2 separate regions of the Mus musculus genome follow, and region 2 is linked to region 1. The links are chromatin loops, found by intact Hi-C in ENCODE. Cell type or tissue: heart. All regions are shown on one strand. Links, peaks and the distances in the headings refer to the core of each region. The heading gives the core; the rest is flanking DNA. Region 1 holds the start of Acsl3 (acyl-CoA synthetase long-chain family member 3). Region 2 holds the start of Wdfy1 (WD repeat and FYVE domain containing 1).

The links. Peaks named below come from ENCODE experiments on the same cell type or tissue, not always from the same donor. Only the 100,000 strongest peaks of a DNase experiment are listed, where the experiment ranks them.
Region 2: it touches region 1 in a loop (5-fold over the local background); 2 of 42 quality-filtered maps call a loop at or near these places.

The regions. Positions count from the first base shown.
Region 1 is chr1:78,655,499-78,660,871 of GRCm38, forward strand. Acsl3 (acyl-CoA synthetase long-chain family member 3) reads left to right here and starts at 2,327. Exons shown (of 15, transcript NM_001033606.2): 1 at 2,327-2,605. It overlaps Utp14b (UTP14B small subunit processome component), which reads left to right and starts at 2,327. Exons shown (of 3, transcript NM_001001981.3): 1 at 2,327-2,605. In heart, for the core only: no CTCF peak of the experiment used is centred there; DNase peaks (open chromatin) are centred at 1,213 and 2,303; H3K4me3 peaks cover 2,818 bases; H3K27ac peaks cover 3,142 bases.
Region 2 is chr1:79,759,608-79,764,980 of GRCm38, forward strand. It overlaps Wdfy1 (WD repeat and FYVE domain containing 1), which reads right to left and starts at 2,162. Exons shown (of 12, transcript NM_001111279.1): 1 at 1,957-2,162. The coding sequence starts at 2,093. In heart, for the core only: no CTCF peak of the experiment used is centred there; DNase peaks (open chromatin) are centred at 1,304 and 2,124; H3K4me3 peaks cover 2,085 bases; H3K27ac peaks cover 2,314 bases.

The sequences.
Region 1 (5,373 bases), core at 96-5,095:
TTCCTTTCCTTTCCTTTCCTTGTCTTGGTTGGTTATTCTGAGACAGAGTTTCACTCTGGAGTTTAAGCTGGCCTGCAACTCACTGCGTAACCCAAGCTAGGGCCAGTGTCACAGCAGCAGCCCTCCAGCCGCAACATCTCTAGTGCTGGGATCACTGTGCCCAGATGTGTTTTTGCTTTTTCTTTTTATTATATTTATTTTGTGCATGTGTACTTGTATCCCATGGTGAACTCAGGTCATCAAGCTTCGCACTAAGCACCTATAATCCTCTGAGTCACCTTGCCAGTCTCTCTCTCTCTCTCTCTCTCTCTCTCTCTCTCTCTCTCTCTCTCAACAAAACACCATCTTCTGCTTCTGGCAGGCCTAGACCTTACTAAATAGGCTAGGCATGCCTCAAATTTAGAGATCTATCTGCCTCTGCCTTCCAAGTACTAAGATTAAAGTTGTGAGTCATCACACCCTGTTGTTTCAAAACAACAACGACAATAAATAAACCTAGGTGAGGTTGGAAGATTGTCTGGAGTTTAAGGTTAGCCTGTGGGCTTAGTGTAAGCACGAGTTTCCAGGTGTAAACAAAGCCTAAAGAGGTGTATCACACCTGTAATCCTAGAATCACTGTGAATTCTAGGCCACCCTGATCTACATAGTAAAATCCAGGCCTGTCTGAGCTACATGAGATCTTGGCTCCCACTCTCCCACAAAGAACTAAACAACCATACAAAGAAGCCTAGTGAACAGAAGCACAATAATTTCTGTTTAACTAGTATTAAACAGCAGACAATATTCCAATTCAGTATTTGAATCTCAAGAGTATTTTCTGTTAAATGTAAATACATGCCCATAAAATATTGTTTAGCCTATAAAGAGATAACGAAGAAAGATGTCCCTGGAATTCTACACATGTGTTTTATGTTTGTTAACTGGGGAGGAAGGTTCACTATTAGTTTTGCTGTCTTGAAGTTGCTTAGTTTTTCTCAAGGTTTGCAGTTCTGAATGACCACTTCTGAGGTACACATCTTCATCCCTCTGTAGACTGGAAATTCTGCATTCCTTTTATTGGCAGGGTTTCCTTGGGAAATGTGAAATTCCTAGTAGGAGCAGGCTGCTTGAGTCAAACACTATCTGTTCTTTCAGGCAATTAGACTGGCTAGGGGCCCAAGGTGAGTGAGTGAGCTGGCTTTGTAGAGTGTATCATGGCTCCACCTAGCTCAAGTCCTGGCAGCCTCCTCGGAGTTTTTAAGATTGTCCTGGGAAGTGAGCCTCTTTCTGCCTTAGCTTGAGGCTAGCACAGCAACTCGACCTTTCACCTACTTAAAGAAAAGTTCACAGACCAACTAAATAATAGGTTAGGTTAAGAAAAAACAACTCTGCTACGAACAGTCTCTTTCTAATATTACACTCCAGTGGCTGATTTAGTCATTTGTGTTTTGCTGGGTGAATGTTTTGAGTGGGGGGAGGCAGTTGTAAAATAAATGCCTATATCCTGATGTAGTGTCCAAGAGGATCTATACAATGGCAAACTAAACAACACACACAGTCATAAAGATTCATAAAGCTTTTTTTTTTTTTTTTTTTCCGAGACAGGGTTTCTCTGTATATCCCTGGCTGTCCTGGAACTCACTTTGTAGACCAGGCTGGCCTCGAACTCAGAAATCCGCCTGCCTCTGCCTCCTGAGTGCTGGGATTAGAGGTGTGCGCCACCACGCCCGGCTGATAAAAGATTATTTTTGAGTAAAGTTTCATCCTTTGCAAACATGAAATGTGGGTATGCGAAGATTTACGAGTAAACGGGATACACGCTGCATTAAACGAAGCCCATGCAAGAGAAATAATACAGGGCATGCTTTGAGCTTTCCCCTTCACAAGCATTTTCAAACGTCATTTTTTTTTTTTTCTCTTTGCAAGATTTGCTAGAAATCCGTGTTCAAACTAGGATAACGAACCCAGTCCTGAGAAGAATGGGGAAAAAAAAAAACAAGCAGGTTATTTCTTCGTTTATATTGAGATTTATGCATCGCAGCAGTGAAGGCGGGTTTTGCAGTTCTCAGCGGGGGCACCCTGGACGCCTCAGGTCTTCCCGCCCTGCGCCCCCTGCCCAGCTCCCCTCTGCAGCTGCTGTAGCTGCGGGTCCGTCCCGCCGCTCCCCTCCCCAAGGGCTCAATCCCCGCCCTGCGAGGGCCCCAGTCGGGTCCAGCCGTCGGCGGCTCCGCAGAATGACCCATAGTAACCTCGCCCCGCCCCTGCCGCCAGCACCGCGCTCCCCAGGCCGGCATTTGATAGGCCGAGCCCCGCACGCGCCACCGCCCGCGGGCCAATGGGCGGCGGTCTCTTTGCATATGCAACGAGCGCCAGCCCGGGGTGCGCGTCCAGGACTGCGGCTCAACAGACGCTGCTCAGCCGGCGCCCGGGAAACGTCGCTGCGGTTGTGGCCGCGGTCGCGGGCTCGGACGAGGAGGCGGCGGCAGAGCGGGAGGCTGAGCCGGCAGCAGGCGGTCGTCCCCGTCTCGCAGGGCGGCCCCAGCAGCTGCGTCAGGGTCCTGAGGAGGTGGCGCTGGGCAGGAGCCGCTCTGAGGAGCAGCCAGGCCTGCGTGGGTCGGAGCCCGCGGTGAGTGCGCGCAGCGCCCGTTGTGAGGCGATGAGGGTCGCGGGATGGCGGCCAGGCCTCCCTCCTCCCACTCGGCGAGCGTGCATGCCGCTCGCCGGTGCCTGAGGGGACTCCTGGGCCGCGGGGTGCTGGGCCGTGGCGAGGGTCGGGGAAACGGGGGTTGGTGGAGGGTGAGTGGCGAGTAGGGCGTCCTCGCGGATTCGGGGAAACCGCCGGCGTGGAGCTGCGGGCGCGGGAGGAAGGATGCACCGCGGCCTCCTCCGCGGGCGCGGGCACGTGGGTGGGGTCGTCCCGCTCCACGCGGCCGCGCGGCGTCCGTGGGAGGTACCAGCGCCCAGAGGGTCCCTGAAAACTGCGGGTGTGGGACAGGAAATGCGGGTGCGGGCGGTGGGAATGGCGTGGGGAACCTCTGGTGTCTCCTCCTAAGTGCGTTTTAGTCTCGGACGAGTCAGTCATGAGATGCATACATAGGCAGCCCCGGGGGTCACTTGTGATCCCCGTGATGGGATTTCACAGATGAAGATCCAACTGTATGGTCCGTTCTGGTTCTAGAACAGGTATTCCGATCACTTGTACATAGAGCCCCTCAACTTAGAAAGGGCAGGACAGTTTTTGGGAATCCAGTGGAAACTAGAGAGGGGGGATTGATAACTGCCTAGAATGACAGAGCTGGCATTTACTGAGCTTTTTTTAAAGGCCACACACCAAGAACTTTGTGCATGGCTATGTTTACATTGTTAGTCCACCGGGACGGTCGCACATTCTCAGTTTTACAGCGAGAGAGCCTGCACTGTGGACACGTTAACTTAGCCCAGATCTGAGCTACTAGGAGAAGCTTGAGCCCCAGGAGGGCCTGTCTGAATCTAGAACAAATCTCTGATGGCTTTAGTAGCAACAGCCCTCTGTTGGTGTTTGAATGGTTTCCGTGGCTTTGGGTTTCTAGGTTCTTTTGGGTCTTAGGGGTTCTGCAGAGCTGTAGTTTGGTGTTTTTGTTTTTCCTGTTTGTTTTAGGCTGTTTTGTATGCGCACTTTGGCTCTGAGTGTTGTTGAAGGGTGCTGCTGAGTTGCCCCTAGAAGTGCATGCAAAGCTTATTACAGAGAGGGAAGTGTTGGGACTTGAGAGTGCGTTTTCTGGTGTCTCCCTGAGCACCCCTCACATGTAGAGTTGAAGGCTGATTGTATTTTCTAACTTAGGCTCTGATTCTTCTGTCATAAAGTGCCTTGACTCCAGTGTGGCCACAGGAGAGGGTCACCTGGTATCTTTGGAGTCCAGTTACTGGATTTGTAGGACATTTGGGCCGAGTGACTGGTACCCTGTGAGTCCCAAGATGTCCTCCTTGGAGAAAGCAAAGAAAGAAGGACACACTGAAGGACACTGTGTGTGGGAATAACACTAGCGCCTTCCTGATTCAGTTAATTGTTCACGGAGAGCCTTCTCATTGAGTCATGTCAGGCATCTTAGCAGGTGCTGGGAGATATAACAGGGATAGGTTGATCTGTCCCTGTGCCCTCAGGCTGGGATTAGACTACATGCCAAGGATTTTGTAGATAAATGGGTGATTGCAACCTATGTTACATGCAATAAAGGTGAAGTATTGGATGATTGAAGATTCTAACAAGCATTATGATTTACATGGAAATCCAGGGAGCTGCTTTTTAAGAACGGATTATGTGAGATTTTTTTCCTAGATGTCCAATTTGTGCTCTGAGGCTGAAATTAAATGTACATAGGACAAGCGCTTCAGAGCTTTTTGAGCAACTATAATAATATATTTTTTTATTTTAATATATTTCCCACCAGATTGTTATCTCAGTTCAAATTGTGGAGTATCTGAATGAGATAGGTAGGGAGTATTCCCAGGCCCGCCTTTAGAGTGCTTAAAGCTCAGAAGCAGCAATCTTTTATATGGATGTGGATTTGAAGGTGTGATTTAGACGTCCCCACCTCACAACACCCACCTCACCCCACTTACCCCTCAGTGATAGGCTTTTCTGATTTACAGTAAGCATCATAATTTTTTAAAGTATTCATTGTAGCTTATATTTTACTCAGTAACTTAACATAAAAATTTCAGCTCTAAGCTGGGTTTGGTGGCTCACCTTTTATCCCAGCACCTAGGAGGCAGAGGCAGGTAGGTTTGAGGCCAGCCTGTTTTATGTAATTCCAGGACGTAATTAGACCCTGCCTCAAAAAAACCAAAAACTAAATAAACATCTTTCAGTTCTTAGGAAGCAAGAAAACCATGCATGAATTGGGATATAGATATCTATTCAAACACTTCAAAAGGTAATATAACTAATTGTAATACTTTTATTGGATACCAGCTGTATGCAAGTATTGTCCTTTGTGTATACTGTTTAGAATAAGTGCAAAGATGTGCTTAAAAGTCCCTGCTCTGAAAATTTCATATCAATACTGATTTTTTTCATAGCACTGTCATATGTTATACTAGCTGAGCCTTTGAAGAGGTTAGTATGATGAGCAGAAATTCACGAAAGTGGAGATGTTAGGCAGAAAGCTGTTATGGCATGGTGATAGGTAGTATGAGCTGAGAGGTGAAGGTTCTGTTTCAGATCCAGGCAACTGGAGGGCTTGTATGCACTTTCATTCTCCGAACTGAGGCTCATTGTGAAAGAAGTAGATATTGGATGTGGGAGAACATGTTTCTAGGTTTAGAAGTGGTCCATGGCCTTGGGCTTCTCTTTAGGGTGCTGGTTTGGTTTGGTGTTCAGAAGTAGAATGCCATTTTGGGGCCTTCTCTTGTTCT
Region 2 (5,373 bases), core at 139-5,138, 1.1 Mb after region 1:
ATTCGGCAATGTACCCAACGTGCATGAGTCACAAATCAAATATTTTACCAAATAAAGCTGGCTGACTCTAATAAGCTGTTGTCTAAATTCTGTTTGCATCACACAAATACCACTATTCTGCTATTTGCCTGGCTTACATTCCCTTCTCTCCAGTCTCAGGTTCCCACTCTCCCCTGACCACTTCTGTTTCACACAGCCAGACAAGGATACTAGCAGTCCCACACCACCTCCAGCTCAGTTACAGGTAAACCGGAGGAACAAAACAAGCTCACTACCTGAAAACAAGGCCCCAACTAAGCTCCTTCAAAAGCCAAACACAAAGGCCCAGCCCGGAGCTGGGGGCTTCAAGTTTCCCTTTCCCATACAGGGCAGCCCTCCTTTTCACCCACACAAAAGGCTGGCCTCTGCCTCCAGCTTAGAGAGAAAGGTAGATGTGCTGGCCAAAGCCCTTCCAGTTTGGGCCTATCACTTCTTAAGACAAGTAAACTGTTTCCCTCAACCTCCTTTTTAACCCTTTAAGGTTTCAAACTTGCTACAATTTTAAAACATGGGCTATTTCTCCAATCACTTTATACTGCCTTGAGAGTCAGAGGGCAAATGACAAGTCCTGGGTTCCATGTTTCCTCAGTACTCCTGGACGACGCAGAGAAACTAGTAACACTTCGTGGTTCCGGTTCCCTCTTGAGTAAAATGAAGTCACTGGACCAAATGAATCTTTTCTGAAGTGTGGCAAGTGACCACCGGCAGAACTACATAGGAACATTGATAACGGCTTGTTTTAGTCTTGTGGTAAATGACCTTCTGTTTCCTACTTGTGGGGCTAAATTACTTGTAAATAAAATTACTTATTTGTAAATAAATTTTCCTTTTAAAATAAGTGCATCTGGACTTTTAAAGAACTAACTAATCACTTTTTGTACAAAAATCGAAAACTCTTTGGTCAGTAAGAGTTCAGATAGTTCTAGCAGCTATGGTTCAAACAAACAAACAAACAACTGACCCTGAAGCCAGGAGAAGCACAGGAAAGTATACAACCTAACCTCAGCCCCCAAACAAATTAGAAGGAAGAGGTGAATGCCCGTGGGGTTCCATGTAAGGAATAAACAGCCGCACCAGGTCCCAAGGTAATTAGCTACTAGTCCTCTGGGACTTGGAACGGTCCCAGGAGAACACAGGAACTCTGGAGCACCAGGTAAGCCCCAGCCAGGAAGACACAGGAGGCAAAGGTTGGAGCAGCACCACGGGACAGGACGGCAACGGGGGCAAGAGGCTAGCTAGAAGCTAGGACTGGAGTACCGACTCGCAGGGGTGTGCACTGGGAACCCTGGACTGCAAGCCAGCGGTGGGAACAGGGGTTCTGTCAGGATGGGGAGATGGAGGGACTAGGTCCCAGGTTAGAAGGGTGTGGCGAAGGTCCGGAACTAAAGACCTTTGAAGAAAGACTTTGGACTAGAGAGGTCGTGTGAGGTCCAGGGTCCCAGAATGGGTGGGTCCTGAGTGGGATGAGCCCTGTGGATCAGGGTCCCAGACTGGAGATGAATTGTGGAACAGGGTCCCGAGACTGGAGGGGATCTGGAGGGTTGGTCAGTGGTTTATGGTGCTATAGGACGGGGTCCAGGGACAGAAGAGTCTGTGGGTCTGGGTCGGGGTCCCGTGATAAAGGGGGCGCTGGAGAACCTGATTCCGGACTGAAAGGGCGCAGTGGGACGGTCTGGGGCTGTTGGGGTTCCCAAGACTAAAGGCGCGCGGAGGGGGATAGGTCCCAGACTAGGGGAGTAAGACAGATCCGCCTGACGGCACCAGGATCTCGGTGGACTACGGGGACGTGGGAGAGAGGGTGGCCGCTCCGTCCGGGGTGACAACAAGAAGGGAGGCAGAATCGCGGACCCCACGATCCCCACGCCTCGTGGTCGTCACCACCTCACGCCCCGGCCCCCGCGTGCTCCCAGACTCTACCTGTCCTCGCTAGCGGTGATCACGCCGTCCTCCTTGGGGATGAGCAGCGCGGCGGTGACGGCGTCCTGGTGGCCCTCTATCTTGCTCAGCAGCACCGGGCGGCTGCTCTGAGGCCTGGAGTGGATCTCCGCCGCCATGTTCGAGCCGCGGCCTCCCCCGCGGGCGGCCCATCAGCTGACCGCCGGGCGGGGACGCGCCGGTTGCTTAGGGCAACCCAGCCGCGTGTGCTCCACGCCGCCGTAAGCTCGCGAGCACTGCCGCAGATTCCCGTAGTACTTGGTGAAGCCGCACAGTTATAATTCTGTGACCCCGGAAGGAACCCTAAAAAAACAAAAACAAAAACAACAACAAAAAACAGGATCTTGGTGAAGGTTAAAAAGCCAAATAATTCTCCCGGAAACGGATTGAGCTGAGCAGTAGCAGAACACAAGCACCTGCCCCTCAAACAGTATCGCACCGCATCCACCCTAAGAAGCCATTGTTTGAAAGACACACCCCAATTTCAGGCTTGTTAAAAGGTGGAAAAAAAAAAAAAACTCACAAGCAGCTCCCCCTGGGAGCTGCGACTGGTACCATCATCCAAACGCTCATAGCCTGTGCATAATTCTACTCTATGATTGTTAACATTGTGCAAACTACCACAATGGGACACTTTTCTGTTCAGGAGATTGTGACTATCTCCCCACCCCCACCCCCAGTTACAGCTTTCTCCTCCAGTTAGAATATACAATTTTTTATTTACCTCAGCCCGCCCCTCAACACCACCATTTCCTGCCAACTTCCTGTCCGAAGAAAAGCTCTTTTTCCTTAAACCTTCTCCAAATCACCCAGCACCAACCCTTATCCTTCAGTTGCTGTGTTACCCAGATGCCAAATGGCTCCCTCTCCACGAGGCACCCTCTGCTAACACACAGCCAACCTCACTTGTCCAACTGCAGGTGAATTCCTGATGGGTTTTGGCTGGACGACACTGATAGTATGTTTTAAGGGCCATAATCGAGAAACCCAGTCAGAATTTCACACAGCTCCCTTTTCAGCCCTTCATCCCACACACGCTGTTACTACTATTACCCAAACTGCAGTACACACAAACCACGGGTTCTTGACCCACAAACCCTGAACTAAAATAACCCCTTCCTTCCTTCCTTCCTTCAGTTGCCTTTAGTCTGGTAGTTTGCTTCACAGCAGTGAAAAAGGTAACTAATCCAGCGGGAAAATTCTTACTTAGAAAGTACAAGGTTCTGAGTGTTGGGTAGCAGTTTTCTCTGAGGTTAAAAGAGTTCATCTGAGAGGGAAGCTCAGTAAGACAGAGGGTGCTCACAGGGTGTTCGAAGAGAAGGTGAAACTTTGCTGCCTCGGGGAAGCTTCTGGTGCTCCGAAAGTGAACAACTCAAAATAGCTTGAGGAAGTTCCTGAAACTGACCGGATAGTCTAGGCCCCTCCCTAAGCATGTAGAAGTATAAAAATGACTGAGAGACTGACAGATAAGCTGAGCTTCCAGCTGCGTGGGAGGAGCCCAGACTTATTTGGCTGCCTGGAAGAAATCGAGATCAGGCAAGGCCGTGCCTAGAAGAAGCAGAGGCTGGCTGTGTGTCCTAGAAGAGCACATGGCAACTGCCTAAGGATGACACTCTCCAACCTGTGAAGCTGTTTGCAGGCTGTGCATTGTGCTCCGGATTTCCAGCTTTCATGAGCTGTCACCTGTGCTCAAGTGAACTCTGGGGTGATATAACTGTCTTCTGGGTCGTTTCTGCTCCTGAAAATAACCCCTTACCTATATGCTCTTGTAAGTAACCCTGATAAAACTCACTGGTTCACCAAACTGGATTTTAGTGGCATCTCTAGAGTGTTGTTGATTCCCTATCTGGGGTACTTAGACATTTGTTCATGTGTCACAGAACACAGAATTCTAGCTACAGTAATAACAGAATCAGACAGGACAGAGAAAGGGCTGACATTCCACTGAAGAAAACAAATAATAAGTGAAATAAATTAGATCATATCCTACACTAGATAATTTCGGGTGTAGTGAAGAAAACAGAGGAACGAGAGGTAGCTCAGACAGAGTTAGAATTCGAGCTACTGGTGTGGAGAACGCATAGATGACCAGAGAGAGCCACCTTCAGTGAAGAAATATGACCACAGTCTCTAGCCTTTGGGTGCTTCCGGTTCTGCTTCAGCTGCTGATAGGCCCCAGGTGCCAGCCATGTCTTTTGTAGGACATCTTGTATTTTACAACTAATCAAGACAGAAACACAAAGATCCGACTGACCCTCAGGACACATTGCTACTCAACACTGTCTCCAGAGCTTGGCCTGAGTGGGGCTTGACCAGCCCTCTACTACTAACAATTATTCCTGCCTAATCTTGCTAGCACCCTTCCCTACACAGGTATTAGGCTCTAATATCCTGGGTGGCAACTTCTAGCTCAGTCTCTGCTTGGAGCGAATACAATCTGAGGCAGGTGACCAGGCCTCCTTGCAAAGATGTTTAAGTCAGTTAGAAGTAATGTGAAAAGGTCAAGGACCTTGATACTCTTGGAAATAAAAATTTTCAATTCCCCCAGTAACATACTGTTCTCTTCAGAGGGAGCCACTGACAATGGATCTTTAGTCAGTGATGACTCCGACCTACAGAGGATAAGTCTGGATCTGAGTCACCTCCTAGGACACTTAGCTGGAGGAGATAACAAGGCCGGAACTGAGCTGGCTTCCAAAATTCTTCATGGTCTCACCAATTATAATGAAACAAACTTAGCAACCAATCAGAATTGTACCAATGTCACTGCTTTGCCACTACTGATAATATTAGAGGTTACTTAATCCTTCTGGAAATTTCCCCTAGCCTTACATAAAAAGGGGCTTACAAGCCCCTCTAGTGGTTGCCATTTTGATGAACGGTTGACCCTTGCATGTAGAATAAACACTCTTTGCCTATGCATACTATCTGAGTCTGGTGTCTTCCTTCAGCAATTCTTGGACCCTAACAGTAAGCCCTATGGAAAGTGGGCAGAATGCTCTCCTAGACAAGGAAATAGAATATGTTTTTGCCCAGAGGTGAGCAGAGATCTGTGGTAAGAAGACAGCAACCTGTTATGCTACGGTAGGGCAGGGTGTGAGTGAGAAAGATAAGACAGACAGAATAGATAATGCTCAGCCCAGAGAACTTGTAAAGATTTTGGGTTTGATAAAATCTTGCTATATAGCCAAGATGGTTTTGAACTCACAGTCCTCCTGCCTCAGATTCCCTAGTGCTGGAATTATAGGTGTGTGCAATCATGTACAGCTACTTCTAATTTGAGCAATTGATTGATGATTGGTTTTATGTTGTACTGAGGGACAACATGTGTACATGTGGAACCAGGGCTTCACACATGTCAGTCCTGTGCACTCCCACTCACACTTATCCCCCCCTGCT